Linked DNA regions of Homo sapiens: region 1 is linked to region 2. Evidence: read pairs that join two places in POLR2A ChIA-PET (ENCODE). Cell type or tissue: Panc1. All regions are shown on one strand. Links, peaks and the distances in the headings refer to the core of each region. The heading gives the core; the rest is flanking DNA. Region 1 overlaps TBPL1 (TATA-box binding protein like 1). Region 2 overlaps AHI1 (Abelson helper integration site 1).

Region 1 (7,926 bases), core at 2,017-7,016, 1.5 Mb before region 2:
GTCTACCCGCAGAGCTTGGTTCACATGAGTTGCATACTAAATATGCAATTATGCGTAAAAGTTTCCTAGTTGAAGGAGTGGGGAAAGGACGATTTAGGCAGCTATAAAACCGCGAAACAGTCTGTTATTGGAAGAGGAATGGTGTAAAGCTGAGAATGTTAAGGTGTGTTGGAAGTGGAAGATTAGGTTATATAAGGAAGATCGGGGGTGGGAAGTCCACTGCATTCCAAGGCAAGCAGATGAGATTCTGTTTTTCATTCTAAGAGAGCCAAGAGATGCTTCTTCAGATAGGGAGACAATTAGGAAGATAATCCTGGTAGCTATTTGGTAGATGGATTAGAGCATGGAGAATGCAAGCAGAGAGTTCTATTAGAAGCCTGTAGCCATAATGACATGTGAGCTGGCCTAAAATAAAACGTTGCTTTGGATGCAGAAAAGAAGCTAGATTAAAAGTTAACTGAGCAGAGGAGAAGAATGAGAGATGAAGGATGATTCTGAAATTTCTGGTTGAAGTGAGCGAGTGTTAATTGTGACTCACTCCATTCACAGAATTACAAGGAGATAGAGCAAGATTTCTTGAGGTGCTTAATGAGTTTTGTTTGTATGTGTCGATTTTAATAGATATGCCTAATAGATGATTGGGAATATGGATTCAGATATCTGATAGGTCAGGATAGATGTAGGAGCCAGCCATAAGCTCATAGATAGCAACTGAGGCCTGAAAAGTTTAAAGAGGAAAAGGATTTCAGGCAGTGGTTTATAACCTTTAGGGATCTTAAACCTATTGGTAATATGAAAAAAACAATGGCCTTCTCAGGTACAGATTAGTGTGTATACAATTTCAGGGGGTTCCTAACCTGTGGAACCTATTGTTGAGCTTTTCAGGGTCTGGCATGGATTTCAGTTAAGAACTTCTGATTTAAGGAACAGACAGAGAAGTATATGAGATGGGGAGAGAATTCAAGAAAGCTTCTTCAGAATCCAGGGATAGGACATGGCAAGGGAGCAGTTGGAGAATCAGAAGTTCCCAGTGCTTTATGCTCTAGAGTAGGAGGGAGTTTAAAGTGTGCCATTGAATTCAGCAATGAGCCATTCATTTGTAACATTTTGTACTGTGTAGAGGCAGAAGACAGATTATGCTGGTTTAAAAGCATGAAGTGGAGTTTGGGAAACAAGGGATGGTAAACAGAATGTAGAAGTCTTGATGTTCTCTGAAAAACAGTACTGATAGAAGAATAGAGCCCTTTTTAAGGATTTATGGAGAGGGAAATTCCATTATTTTAATTACCCTATGATGGTGTTTCAACCCAGTCGTTCTCAACTGACTACCCATTAGAAACATCTTGGAAATATTTTCAAAATTAGGGCCCTATCAAGGTCAATTAAATCTGTATTTGTGGGATTTGAGCATCTTCATAGTTATTATCTTGTTTCTGTTGTTTTGTCTTTTGGTCTTTTTATTTGTTTAAGACATAGTCTCACTCTATAGCCCAGACTGGAGTGCAGTGGTGTGATCATAACTCACTGCAGCCTTGACCTCCCAGGCTCAATCCTCTTGCCTCAGCCTCCTGAGTAGCTGGGCCTATAGGCACACACCACCACATCTGGCTAATTTTTGTATTTTTTTGTCGAGACAGAGTCTCACCATGTTGCTCAGTCTGGTCTGTAACTCCTGGCTCAAGCAACCTGCCCACCTTGGCCTCCCAAAGTGCTGGGATTACAGGCATGAGTCCACCAGGCCTGTCCTTGTCTTTTTCTTGATCGTTAAGAACCGGCCTGGCGCGGTGGCTCACGCCTGTAATCCCAGCACTTTGGGAGGCTGAGGCGGGCGGATCACAAGGTCAGGAGATCGAGACCATCCTGGCTAACGTGGTGAAACGCCGTCTCTACTAAAAATACAAAAAAAAAAAAAAAAATTAGCCAGGCGTGGTGGCGGGCGCCTGTAGTCGCAGCTACTCGGGAGGCTGAGGCGGGAGAATGGTGGGAACCTGGGAGGCGGAGGTTGCAATGAGCCGAGATCGTGACACTGCACTCCAGCCTGGGCGACAGAGCAAGACTGCGTCTCAAAAAAAAGAACCAATGTTCCAATCAGAAAACTTCCTTATCACTCTTGTGTGTTCTGTGTAAGAACCCATTCTTTTACTTGTATATTATCATTAAATTACTCACCCTACTGTTGTGGTAGTGTTCTTGACTTTCTCACAGACCATAATTTCAGGTTTTAAAAATGTATGGCTTTCTTCTGATCTCTAGCCAAGTTCTCTGTGTTTATCCTTTTTGAGTGACGCACCCTTCAACCAGTTACTCAGATCTGACAAGCTCTGAGTAAAATAAGAAATTCCTAATGGTGCTTACATGTGGAAAGAGTGTTCATTATGTAATCATGTTTGTTTTAAGTATATTTTGTACTGTTTTTTAAACCAGAAATGTTTGAACTGTTTGTTTTTTTTGTTTTGTTTTGTTTTTTTGGGTTTTTTGGGTTTTTTTTTTTTTGAGATGGAGTCTCACTCTGTCTCCCAGGCTGGAGTGCAGTGGCACCATCTTGGCTCACTGCAAGCTCCGTCTCCCGGGTTCACGCCATTCTCCTGCCTCAGCCTCCGAGTAGCTGGGACTACAGGTGCCTGCCACCACTCCAGGCTAATTTTTGTATTTTTAGTAGAGATGGGGTTTTACCGTGTTAGCCAGGATGGTCTCGATCTCCTGACCTCGTGATCCACCCGCCTCAGCTTCCCAAAGTGCTGGGATTACAGGTGTGAGCCACCATGCCCGGCCGAACTCTGTTTTATTTTCCCAAGTAACTAATTTCATAATCTGACCTTCCTTTTCTTAAAATGGCATTTGTGCATGACATAGACCTTAAACAGGTTGTCTATGCTAGAGCATTTTATATGAGGGGTAACTCTATAAAAACAGTCGAAACTATGAAAATAGGAAGTTTCACCCGTTGTATTTTCCCCATGCAGTACTTTCTCTTGATTAAATTCTTGATGAGTTATCAGTGCTTCAAGTTTGAGCCCTGCATTCACACCCTTGAAATAAATCAGAATATAGAGAGGCTTGATCTTGATGCATGCCAATTCTGACACCAACTTATGAGAAGATTTATTCAGTCTTTTAGCTACCCTAGTGAATTAACATTTACACTTGTAAATGAAACTAATAATCTTTTAAAAATTATGCTGTTTTGTTAGCATTAATTTAATGGCTAAATTAGTCTTACAAATTATAGTCACTTACAGTAGCTTAGGACAAATATCAAACTTCTCAGTAAAGAGATGAAACTTTTTAGCTTTTAAAATTATAGTCCGTAATATGGGAAGTAGGGGCACATATAAGACCTGCTCAAGAAAACAAATACCTTACAATTTAAATGAAATGAACATCATAAACTTGTATCACAATTTAATATCCAAACCCATTATGCTTCTAATTTTCCTGCTTTTTTGCAGGTACCTAATGAAGTAAAATCTAGCATAATACCTATTTCGTAACATGTAGTAGATTTGGTCAGTCTTTTCCTGTTTCATTTGCCACCTTCCCTGTCCCCACTCCCCTCAGCACCACCAAAAAAGAACCCCATGATCAACAACTATTTGCTTTGATTTGATGGTTTTGTTATTGTTGGAGTTTTGTGGGTTTTTTTTTTTAATTCACTGTTAAATTTAGTGCTTTTTTCAGTACTCATTTCACTTAACAGATACATCAAAGTTGTATTCTTTATTTTTACCACTTACTTTTAAACTTGAAGGAATATGATTTGCTTTTGTGTTCCAAAGCTTGAGGACTACAGTGAGTAACTAGAAATCCTTTCCATTTTTGAACATTTCTCCATCCATATGAAGAAAGGAGATATAATAATAGTAACAATAAGAACAGCTACATTTGAATGCTTGTCATGTGCAAGTACTGTGCCAAGCGCTTTATATGAAATTTAATTTTCACAACACTATGATGGGTTCTGTTTATCTGCCTTATTTTACAGAGGAGGATATTGAGGCACAAAGGTGTTAACTTACCCACAGTCATATGGCTAATAAGTGGTAGAGTCTAGATTTAACCCAAGCATTCTGCTGAGCTCTTCAACTTCAGAGACAGAGAGAGACAGAAAGAAACAGAGAGAGAGTGTGTGTGCATGTGTGTGTGTGTCGTGTGGGTGTGTAAGTAAACATTGCTTTTTAATAACCTCAAGCTTACAGTTAAACTCTGCAGACATTTTATTGAATGTGTATGGCGCATTGGGAACTACGCCAAGGCTGGGGTACAGAAATAAAGAAGATTTGATCATGCTTCTGAGGAGCTTATTGTCTACCAAGGAGACTATAAATAGGAAACATTTTACCATAGTTTGTAGTGTGGAAAACTGTGATATAAGTATGTATAGTAACATTACCATTGACCAAATGGGACTCAGAATAGGGACACTCTGGCTTAATATTGAGGATCAGATTTCTGAGTTCCTTTGATTTTTAAATTTCACCCATGATGGTTTTAATTACCTTCTGTACTAGGATTTCCAAATTTTCATTTCCAGTCTTAACCTAGACCTGTCCTGAGCAATGGACTTTTAGCTGATTAACTGCTCCGTATCTCCTCTTGGATGTCTCACAAGTTCCTTCAGTTCAAAATGTCCAAAACCGAATTGTTAACCCCTCCTACCTTTCTCATCTGCCCTGCAAACCTGCCCTTTCTCCAGTGTTTCCTATCTTAGTAAATAGTATCTTAGGCCACAAACCTGCAGTCATTCTCCATCTCCCTTTTTTCCATCCCCATATCAATCAGAAAATTCTGTTCACTCTATCTCTTAAAACTGCCTGTCTTGTGTCTACTACTTTGCATTTTCAAACCACAGTACTACCACTGTGGTCCGTCCTGTCATCTTGCCTGGACTGCTGTGCTACCCATTCTTCTCTTTCAGTCCATCCTCCCATTGCAGAGTGGTGGTGATACATTTTTATAATGCAAATACGTGATGTCAGTTCTTGCTTCTTTTTTAGCTAACCACTACTTTTGAGATAAACATGAAAATTCTGAACGTGGCATAGAAGGCATGATTTGACCCCTCCCTGCATTTCTAGCCTAGTCTTATGCCACTTTCCTTTTCACTTTTCTCACCGTAGCCATGCTGATTCTTCCTTCAGGCCTGAGCAGTTCCTACTCTTAGCTGAGAACATCTGCTGTTTCCTGAACCGAGTCTGTTCACTACCAGGTCCCTATCCCCTAGTATGGGTCTTAATGCTTAGATTTCCAGTTCATTGTTATAGAATTGATTGAATGAAGGTGATGCTCAGCTGTAGAACAAGTGGGAGTGGATCACATGTAGAAGTGGGCATAAATCATTTTCAGCAGAATGAATTAGATTAAGCGGGCAAAAGGTTAATATTCTTTATATATTAGAGCTTCCATAAATCAATAAGAAATCTTAGAAGGAAAATGAACAGAAGATAGGAGGCAGCTAACTTTAAAGAAATACAAATGGTTAGTAATATAGTCATGCATCGCTTAATGACAAGGATGTGTCCTGAGAAGTGAGTTTGTCATCACGTGAACATCATAGAGTATAATTATATAAACCCAGACGGTAGAATCTACTACACACCTGGGCTATGTAGTATAGCCTATTGCTTGTAGGCAGTGAACCTATACAGCATGTTTCTTTACTGAGTACTGTAGGCAGTTGTAACATAATCATAAGTATTTGGGTATCTAAACATAGGAAAGGTGTAGTAGAACTACGGTATTATAATATTATGGACCCCTGGACCAAAACATTGTTAGGCAGCACATGACTGTGTTTGAAAAGTTCACCCTCATTAGTATTCAAGGAAAATCAATTAATTCAGTATTGCTGCTTTTCATATCTCAGGTTGTCCAAGATTTTTATAAAATCCTTTGCTGACTAGGTAAGACAGCATGTGCGATCCCAATCTTGTTTCATGTGCACAGACAAATATATGGATTTAGAGCCTAGGACCATGTGCTTATATGAGCACAGGAAAAAAGCAGTTATCACTGTTAGGATTATGGGTGACTATTTTCTTTTTTTTTTTTTTTTGAGACAGAGTCTTGCTTTGTCACCAGGCTGGAATGTGGTGATGCAGTCTCGGCTCACTGCAGCCTGCATCTGCCTCAGCCTCCCCCAAGTAGCTGGGACTACAGGCGCGTGCCACCACGCCCAGCTAATTTTTGTATTTTTAGTAGGGACGGGGTTTCACCATGTTAGCCAGGATGATCTCGATCTCTTGACCTCGTGATCCACCTGGCCAGGTGACTATTTGAGTATTTCTTATATAATCAGAAAATGACATGCTATCTTCCTTAAATCTTGTATACTTAGACAGTTTATCTGAAATATTAAGAAATCTATCCAAAATAAAACTTGCTTTTATATAGTAAGGAATCATATGCCAAATTTCTCATCTTTGCGTTTGAATTTCCAAATGTAAGGTTGTAGTCAGTAAAATACACTTTTTTCCTTTATCCACAATAGTATATTAGTTAATATTATTGTTAGCATTCACTAATACATTGCTTTAATAGAGCATATCAAAATTTGTGAGTTTTTTTATTCTTCAAAACAATCATGAGAGGTAAATGGTATTGTGTTTTACAAATGAGAACAGGAGCAGTTCAGAACTAGTCCACTGTCGTGTAGCTTCCATTACAATTGATGTCTACTGTCTTAGCATCCAAGTTTTTTGTTTTGTTTTGTTTCTTTTGAGATGGAGTCCGCTCTCGCCCACGCTGGAGTGCAGTGGCACAATCTCTGCTCACTGCAGCCTCTGCCCTTGGGTTCAAGCAGTTCTCTTGCCTCAGCCTCCGCAGTAGCTGGGACTACAGGCGCCCACTGCCATGCCTGGCTAATTTTTGTATTTTTGGTAGGAGCGAGGTTTCACCAGGCTGGTCTCCAACTCCTGACCTCAAATGATCCACCCATCTTGGCCTCCCAGAGTGCTGAGATTACAGGCGTGAGGCACCACTCCTGGTCAGTATCCAAGTTTTCTTACTTTATAGATATATTTTAGTATTCGTCGAAACAGTGAGAATCTTAACTAGGTTACTGTTTAAACATTATTAAGATGAGACAGGTTTTCAATTATATCTTCTTATATTGCAAAATATTTCATTTTTTCAACCAGAATTTTTGCATGAGAATGTAAACCATTGAACTTATCTTTTCTTAAGCAGTCATTCAGAAAATCAGTATCATTTAAATCTTTCCCCATCACCTTTTAGACACCATTACAAATAATGTCATTGACTGAACCATAAAATACACTTTTTTTTTTTTTTTTTTTTTTTAGTAAATAGATGCTGGCAACCTCAGAGTTGTTGACTAATTTCCATTAAAAAATAGTACCTTGTAGCTTTCTTAATATAGATTTTTTTAACCATAATTCACTTTGATACAAAATTATTCACATGAATGCTACCTGCTTAACAGTCTTCAGACTGAATATCTAGATTGAGTCTCATAGATAGTAGGTAGTCATATGTAATGAAGATAGTTTAACTTTCTGTTTAACTGAATGTAATGATGCTTTTTGTACATCAAATACTTTTGCTTTCACTTAAGCATTTGTTAAATGTTTTACGGGTGGTAAAATATACAGTCTTTTTCTTTGGAAGATTCAAGGTTTTTTATGGCCAGGCAAACTTGGTAAAATTTTCTTCATGTGGCTAGACTATAAAAATGCCAACCCTGTGGACTGACTCCTAAAATGTCCTCATGATAGAATGTCACCCTGCCAAACAAGTTCAAGGTTTTCAACTGTTAGACCTTAGTGCATCTAACTCTCTCCCATTACTGCCCCTTTGAACACAAATGCATGCTGAAGGGGAAGTGGTGAGTTCAGAATTGATGATAATTTATCTAAACTAACAGAATAATTCTAGAATTAAAATGGAAATTTACTGTATAATTCCTAC
Region 2 (7,926 bases), core at 2,767-7,766:
ACTCTGAAAATTAAGCAAAGCTTACAAAAATTTGAAGAGTATTTAAGAAAAATGGCTGAATTTGGTAAGAACATTGAGCTTTACGGTGTTTTAACTTGCTATGTTCTCATTCCTGTCTCAAACTTTAAAGGAGCCTTAAAAACCAATAAAAATCAAGAGACTGGTTGGGGCAGAACAGGTCTGATGCTCCCTAAAAGCCCCATCCCCAAAGACTTCTCACTATTTGACAGTCTGGCCCTCCAGGAAAGATCCACTGTCAGGGCCTGCCTTTATTTGACCTGGCTCACAGCATGCTCTGGGAGGACAGCCCTAACCCTAAGGTGCATGTCAAAACAACCCGTGGCATCATTTAATATCACAGCTGCAAGTGAGGCTAAGAAGAGGCTCACCAAAGAACTTAAAATAAAAACAAAAAACAAAATGAAACAAAACAAAACAAAAAACCGGGCATGAGATGTCCATAGGGGACACTGATAAACTCCAAAATATTCCTGGGTATCTAGAAGGATTCCCATCCATGTATGTGAAGGGAATATGCACAACCAAGAAAGACCTGACAGGCTTTACTTCTCACTCGGGCTGACGTGAGGAGGCTCAGGACAAACAGAAAGTAAAGCTAAGGCAGAGCTGTAGATTGTGTACCGAAGCATTGAAGGTATACCCCAACACACACAGAGTCTCTTGGCAAAGACCAGTAGACCTATCCACTCAAGTATTTAAAAATCTCTGTCTAACCACAACGGTGGTCTCTGTCTGACCACGAACTTAACCGAGCACAGACATCAATGGCAACACATGACAGACAGTAAAGACTACAGAATTAGTCCAAAATCACAAAGCTAACTGCAAAAATAATAAATCTTGGGTGGGCGTGAGGGGAGAAAGGAGGGCATCTGATTTCCAGAGTTGCCACACTGCATTATTAAAACATCCAGTTTTCAATACAAAATTATGAGAAATGGAAAAAACAGGAAAGAGTGGCCCATACACAGGGGAAAAAAGTCATCCACATAGAAACTGAGGAAGCCCAGACGCTGGGCTTTCTCAACAAAGACTTTCAATCCACTATTATAAATATATTCCAAGATCTAAAGAAAACTATATCTAAAGAATTAAAGTGTGAAAAGGATTTCCCACCAAAAAAGAGAGTATCAATAAAGAAATAGATATGATTAAAAAAAAAGTCCAACTAGAAATTTTACAGTTGAAAAGTACAATAACTGAAATAAATAATTCACTAGAGGGGCTCAAAAGCAGATCTAAACTGAAAGAATTACTAAATTTGACAACAGGTCAACTGAGATTATCCAGTCTGAAAAAAGCAGAAAAAGAATGAAGAAAAATAGAAAAGTTTCAGAGACTTGTGGGACACCACCAAGAGTACCAACACAGGCATAACGGGACTCCCAGAAGAAGAAAGAGAAAAGGGCCAAACAGAACATTTCAAGAAATAATGACTGAATACATCTCTAATTTGTGAAAAACACTGATCTGCATATTCAACAAGTTAAAGGAATTCCAAGTAGACACATCATAATCAAATAGTCAAAAACCAAAGACAAAGATTCCTCTTCCTCCTCTATTTTTGAGATTTAAGCAATATCTCAATCTACATAGCATTTTAAAGCAAGTTTATTTAAGCATAAAGTAACATATTTATCACAGAAGCTTTTAAAACATAAAATCGGAATAAAATAATTCTTTCACTATCCAAAAGAAATAAATTACTATTAATAACTTAGGAGCATTTCCTAAGAACCTTTTTTCCCTCTACATATGGGTTTTTGGTGAATTTTAAAAATAGCATAGTGGTAATCAAACGACACAAGTGATTTTTTATTTTTAAAATTTATTACTATTTCATGGGGAGCAATATCTACTTAATAAATGCCAATCAAGTCAATTATGAGTCCCTGATTAAAAAAAAGGGAATCAACCAATTAATAGCAAACTGTGTTAAGCTGAGGAAAGTTCAATAAGATCTAGTGTTTAGGGCAGATGCCCACAAGGAGCTGGCTACTTCTGCAGAGGAGAGCTGGTTTTATTATTGAGTCAGAAGTAAAGGAGAGAGTATTTAATGCTTCTAAGTCTAGAACAGTATGATAATGCTCACTTTAGAATGTCTCTAAAGCAACAGAAATAATTGCTTGGCCTCTCTGCTGACTTCTCTATCATAATGAGAAGTTTTCATCTAGGTACTCTTGAGTCAATTATTGGTATTCCACTACACAGCAAATCTGGAGGCTTTTGTAACTCAAATCATCACTGCTATCAACTAGCCACATTGGACTAATGTTCCCCATGAGATTTATTCATCCTTGTTTCCAAATTTCTATATTTAAAATACAAAATGTTTACAAAAATCCTCCTGCATGTTTTAAAAATAAATTTACCATCTTTCATTTGATCAATCTCATTCTACTTACGAACAGTTACTGTATAGAAAAGTGTAAAATTATTACAAAAGAACTTTCTTTGTTTGAAGAAATCCGTTTTCTTTAATTTAGTAGTACAGGGGATTACTCAAGTTAAGATTTCCATGAATTTAAAAAAACTAAAGAATGTCCTCCACGTGGACTACAATCAGATTAAACAGGTAGGATTATTACTCACAAATAATTGGATATCCATCCCGGCTGGCACAAGCTGCTGCTAATATTCTTCCATTGTGGGAGAAATCAAGACAAAAACATCCTCGTTCTCCTGCATTTAGTGAGAAGAGGTGTTTGTTTGGGATACGGCAAGCCTAAAAAACATACGTTTAAAAAATATAAATTAGCAAACATTAAAACGCGAAGGCTAGTTTTTAATTTCAATTACTGTAGTTCTTTTAAGTCCTTTTATGATGCAGAGAAAGAGAAAAACAAGTACGCAGAATGGTGAAAAACCATAGTAAATTGCTTTGTAAAAAGAGAATCAGTGTCCATGAAATTTTTAAAGTGGGTTTGTTCTTCATGTTTAAGTAGTACTTAATTCACCTAAATATGAATAGAAAAATTTCAATATCTGATACTCTAAAGCCATCACTGCCACACTGCTTCTATATAGCTACTAAAAGAATGTATGTCACAGCCTTATTCTATGACAGCACTAGTAAGTCACTTTTGTTAAAGTCACAAGCTTTTTTTAAGACCACAAGTACCTATGGGGCCTAGCTTAAGCCAGAATGTATGAATGCTTATTCTCTCTTTGCCTATCTTAAAATAATCACCTTTTGTGGCTGCCTTCCAAAATGTATTTTCAAAGTAATCAATCGGCCCTTATTGGTCTCTCATTCATTATTACAATTTCTTCAAAATTTTAATGTTTTCACCCTCTTCTACCAGATGAAGCCCAAATTTTCTGGGTATTAATGTCTACTGTAGAAAATACCAGTTACGTTTATTTATCCTAATTCTATCTCTTGCAACCTTCAGTGAGCCTTAGTTCTTCTGTTTCTTATAATTCAAAAAGTTGAAGTAAACATATACTGGGCTCTTACTATATGTCATGAAAGTTGTACTTTATTACAAAGGTCTTTGAATATATTCATCACAGCCACCCTATGAGTAGCTATTACTAGCTAAGAGTAACCATTATTAGCTCTATATGGCTAAGAGGGATTATTCAAAGGGTCAAGCCTAGCTTAATGGACCTACTCAAAGACTGTTACTTCAAGGGCATGCTTTCTAGACAGGTACCAGGTTTTTCACAAATAGTACCAAGATCTAGCAGTTCCTCTGGAGACAGCATTATGACCAGCTACTAGGAATGTGAAAAATTCAAAAGAATTTGTTAAGTGTCAATCATGTACCAGACTCCATGCTCCCCATCCTTTCTCTGCATTCTCCAGACTCCATGCTACCCATCTTTTCTCTGCATCCTCCAACCACATAATTAAGAAAAGGGAGAGGAGGGTAACAAGGTAACAAAAACTGAAAGAAATGTCAGGAGGCTTTATAACCACTTGCTGCTGCTCCTAGAGTAGGAAGTGTAATTAAGGAAAACTCTGTGCCCAATCACCTAGGCTGAAAATGAAAACATTGAACCCACTATCATGTTCTTTGTATTCTCAGGGTTTGACTCTGTGCCCTATCCACAACAGACACTCAATGAAAGTCTGATAACAACAATAAAGGTCCTCAAAAGCCTTGACTGTTTCTCCTCCTTTACTACCTTGTCAGTCACTAAATCATGCTGGTTCCTACTTTCTGTCTCTCGTATTCATTAGACCCTCATCACCTCACACATCAATGACTGCCATCTAATTCTGATGTTACTACTTCAAGATCTCCCCATGCCACTGCCTGCATTAATTCATCCTCAAATACAATTGTTATTTTTCTCACTCACCCGAAAACCTTCCATTATTCCTCACATCCCTCACAATCAAGTATTAGGCTACCATTTGAGACACTCCACAATGTGGGCCTCATCCAGTACACTACTTTATCTCCTCTTTTACAAACTCTGGTTTCCAACCAGCTAAGCTTTTGAGTGCCTAATGAATACAACAGGTCCTTTCCCACTTATTTGCAACTTTGCCTTCATATGAAATACCCGCCCTTGTCCCTCCTTCACTCACCCCTACCTTGAGCATCCTAGTCTATCTCAAGCTCCACTGTTGAATGAGCCCTTCTTCCACCATTGTAGTTCAGTCTTCATATCTGCAATTCTCAAATGTTTTTAGTTTCGAGATGCTTTACATTCTTGGAACATTTTTTTGGAGGCTATTTGGAGTTTTCATAAAAATAAAATAAAAGTAACTTGCTAACTTTAAATGTCTAGCTGAATAAAATCTAGATTTTCGTAAGTGCCTCTGCTCTCTTGTGATATCACGTTATTTAGCCTCTAGAAAATGCTAGTACATACTTGTAAGAGAATGAATCTGAATGAGACTAGTAACACCTTAGAATCATTATGAAAAGAAGTTGACTTCAAGAACCCCCTGAAAGGGACTCAGAACTCCCAGAGGTCTCCAAACTACATTTTGAGAACTGCTGATCTGTACAATCATCTTTATACCTACATTTCCTCATTTCATCAAGACTTCTCTGAAGCATATCTGAAAATAAACAACAATGTAACTGCTTTCTTTTCCCACCTAACTTGGAAGTTCCCCAAGGGCATAATCTAAGTGTTATTCTCTCCATATCATGCTTAAAGTATTCTAACTCAAAGTGATTTTAAAATGTATCTGTAAAATCAGCCTCAAAAAGAAAGTCAAATGTGATATAAAATATAGAAAATGAAGATGAATAAGTAAGAATAGTAAGCTCTTATTTCTACATTAGATGTTTGAATAAATTAAGATTTTGGATAAATTTCATCTGGTAGCAGCTCATATGCATAAAATAAACCACTTCATTCTTTATAAAAACAAGTAAAACATTGCAAAATTGTATCAGCAATGCTTCTTGCCACTGCATAAAATGCTAATCTAGTAAGAACACTTTAGTAAAAGCTTAAATTCTGCTCAGCTTGTGGCAGAAGTATATACATGTACATATCTCTATCAAAGTGTGATTCAGGAAGAAGCCAGGTGCTGTGAAGAATTTCATGAATCCATAAACATTAAGAGATATACATCTTACAGACATCAAAAAATTTTTTTTTAAATTTTTAATTCTTTTTCTTTTTAAAGAGATGGGATCTCATTCTGTCATCCAGGCTTGAGTGCAGTGGCAGAATCATAGCTCACTGCAGCCTTGAATTCCTGGGTTCAATCAATCTTCCTTCCTCAGCCTCCCAAGTAGCTGGGACTACAGGTGCATGCCACCATGCCCACCTAATTAAAAAAATTTTTTTTAAAAGAATGGGTCTTGCTGGCCGGGCACGGTGGCTCACGCCTGTAATCCCAGTACTTTGGGAGGCTGAGGCAGGCGGATCACGAGGTCAGGAGATCGAGACCATCCTGGCAAACATGGTGAAACCCCATCTCTACTAAAAATACAAAAAATTAGCCAGGCGTGGTGGCAGACGCCTGTAGTCCCAGCTACTCCGGAGGCTGAGGCAGAAGAATGGCATGAACCCGGGAGGTGGAGCTTGCAGTGAGCCGAGATTGCACCACTGCACTCCAGCCTGGGCGACAGAGCAAGTCTCCGTCTCAAAAAAAAAACAAAAAGAGAATGGGTCTTGCTACATTGCCCAGGCTAAAAATCTATGTTATCTGACTGCTGTTATAGGCTGAATTGTGTCCTCTCTCCTCCCACTCACACCCCCACCCCTTGTCACCCAAATGAATATGCTAAAGCTCTAACCCCTAACACCTCAGAATGTAACAGTATTTGGAGACATGGTCTTTAAAAAGGTAATTACATTAAAATGAAATAATTATGGAAGGGTCCTAATCCAATAGGGGGAGAGACAACAGGGGCGTGCATGCACAAAGATCATGTGAAGAGGCAGCAAGAGGGCAGCCAACTGTAAGCCAAGGAGAAGCCTCAGAAGAAATCAACCCAGTCATCACCTTGATCTTTGCTATGCACTGAATGCTATGTCCTCTCAAAAACTGTATGTTAAAGCTGTAATCCCCTATGTGATAGTATTTAGATGTGGGGGTCTTTGGGAGGTAATTTGGTCCTGAGAGTGAGAAGCTCATGAATCAGATTCGTGCCCTTATAAGAAAAGACGCGAGAAAGGTGATCTCTCTCTCCACCATGTGAGAATATAGTGAAGAGGAGGCGGGCTCCAAGTCAAAAAGTGGACCCTCACCAGGAACTAGGCTGGCTAGCATCTTGATCTTGGACTTCTCGGCCTCCAGAACTGTGAGAAATAAATGTCTGCTGTTTAAGCCACCCAGTCAGTGGTATTTTGTTATAGCAGCCCAAGCTAATACAATTGCCCAAGTGCCCAAAGAATGTAAGATAGTGCTTATATACACATGCTAGGCACTCTATTATTATTTGTCAAATTAATTAATGGAAAGGCAAAATTGTGGTTAAAAACAAGGATAAATAGCAAGCATTTTAAGTAGTAAGCTAGATATCCTAGGAGTTATTGGAGTTTTTAAGGTAATAAGTAAACATCTAAATAAATCCACTATTATCAAACACTTCACCTGCCCAGGGAGTCGTTTCCACTTTATTACTTCCTTTGACTCTTCTAATCCAGGTTCTGTGTCTACTGAGCTTGACTCATGGTGACGTTCACAATGCACTGGTTTACCTTTTTCCTCCTGAAGAGCCATCATAGAGCGGTAAGATGGCTTTATCTAAATATGCATTAAAATATGAAAATTTATATACCATGTTCACCTTTTTCTTTTTCTAGCATATAGTTTTTAAAATACTGAAACAAATAATATGAAAATATTTTCAAAATGTAATCCAGAAAAAAATTCTACTTTTATTTGTACATTATTCTAAATAAAATAAAAAAGCTGCTTAAAACTACAGTCCTGTAACCAAAAAGCCATAAAAATTTTGGAGGAAAAAATATGACCACAAAGGTCACATGAAATGATTTTAATAACTCTATCCTTTGTTTCTGCTTCTTCACCAATACTTATGAGTTATGCCATGGCTCTGATATACTATCATATCTCTGGCTTTAATATCACAAAACTAGTATCATAAAAATCTCAAGTTTTAAAAATCCTCATTTCTCAAATAATAGATTTAACTCCATCCAAACCAATGCAAATCAGCCCTGTGGTGACAGTACATATCAGCTACAGAACGTGCAAATGACCTGAAAAATTAATGTCTTACAAGAAACTAGACAAAAGCAAAACTTTTTTATTTTAGGGCCAATTCTTTGCTAAGATTATTTATAATATTAATCTATGGAAAACAGCAGCAGTAGAAACATTACATACTGATTATTTGAATAATATTGTGAAAAATGTGCCCAGAAATCAGGAGTCTGCAAACTGCAGCCCACACACCAAATCTGGCCTACTACCTGTTTTTGTAAATAAACTTTTATTGGAACACATCACACCCA

What was found. Peaks named below come from ENCODE experiments on the same cell type or tissue, not always from the same donor. Only the 100,000 strongest peaks of a DNase experiment are listed, where the experiment ranks them.
Region 1: POLR2A ChIA-PET joins it to region 2 with 5 read pairs; 2 of 35 experiments call an interaction of 5 or more read pairs at or near these places.

The regions. Positions count from the first base shown.
Region 1 is chr6:133,961,976-133,969,901 of GRCh38, forward strand. All of the region lies in intron 1 of TBPL1 (TATA-box binding protein like 1), which reads left to right. The region is part of intron 1 of LOC128092253 (umcharacterized LOC128092253); the gene reads left to right. Among named protein-coding and RNA genes, the nearest start is that of TBPL1, 13 kb to the left of the region's middle. RefSeq lists enhancers at 910-1,079, 2,698-2,867, 5,051-5,100. In Panc1, for the core only: no CTCF peak of the experiment used is centred there; no DNase peak of the experiment used is centred there; H3K27ac peaks cover 296 bases.
Region 2 is chr6:135,439,969-135,447,894 of GRCh38, forward strand. It overlaps AHI1 (Abelson helper integration site 1), which reads right to left. Exons shown (of 29, transcript NM_001134831.2): 13 at 7,040-7,192; 14 at 2,614-2,746. Among named protein-coding and RNA genes, the nearest start is that of AHI1, 54 kb to the right of the region's middle. In Panc1, for the core only: no CTCF peak of the experiment used is centred there; no DNase peak of the experiment used is centred there.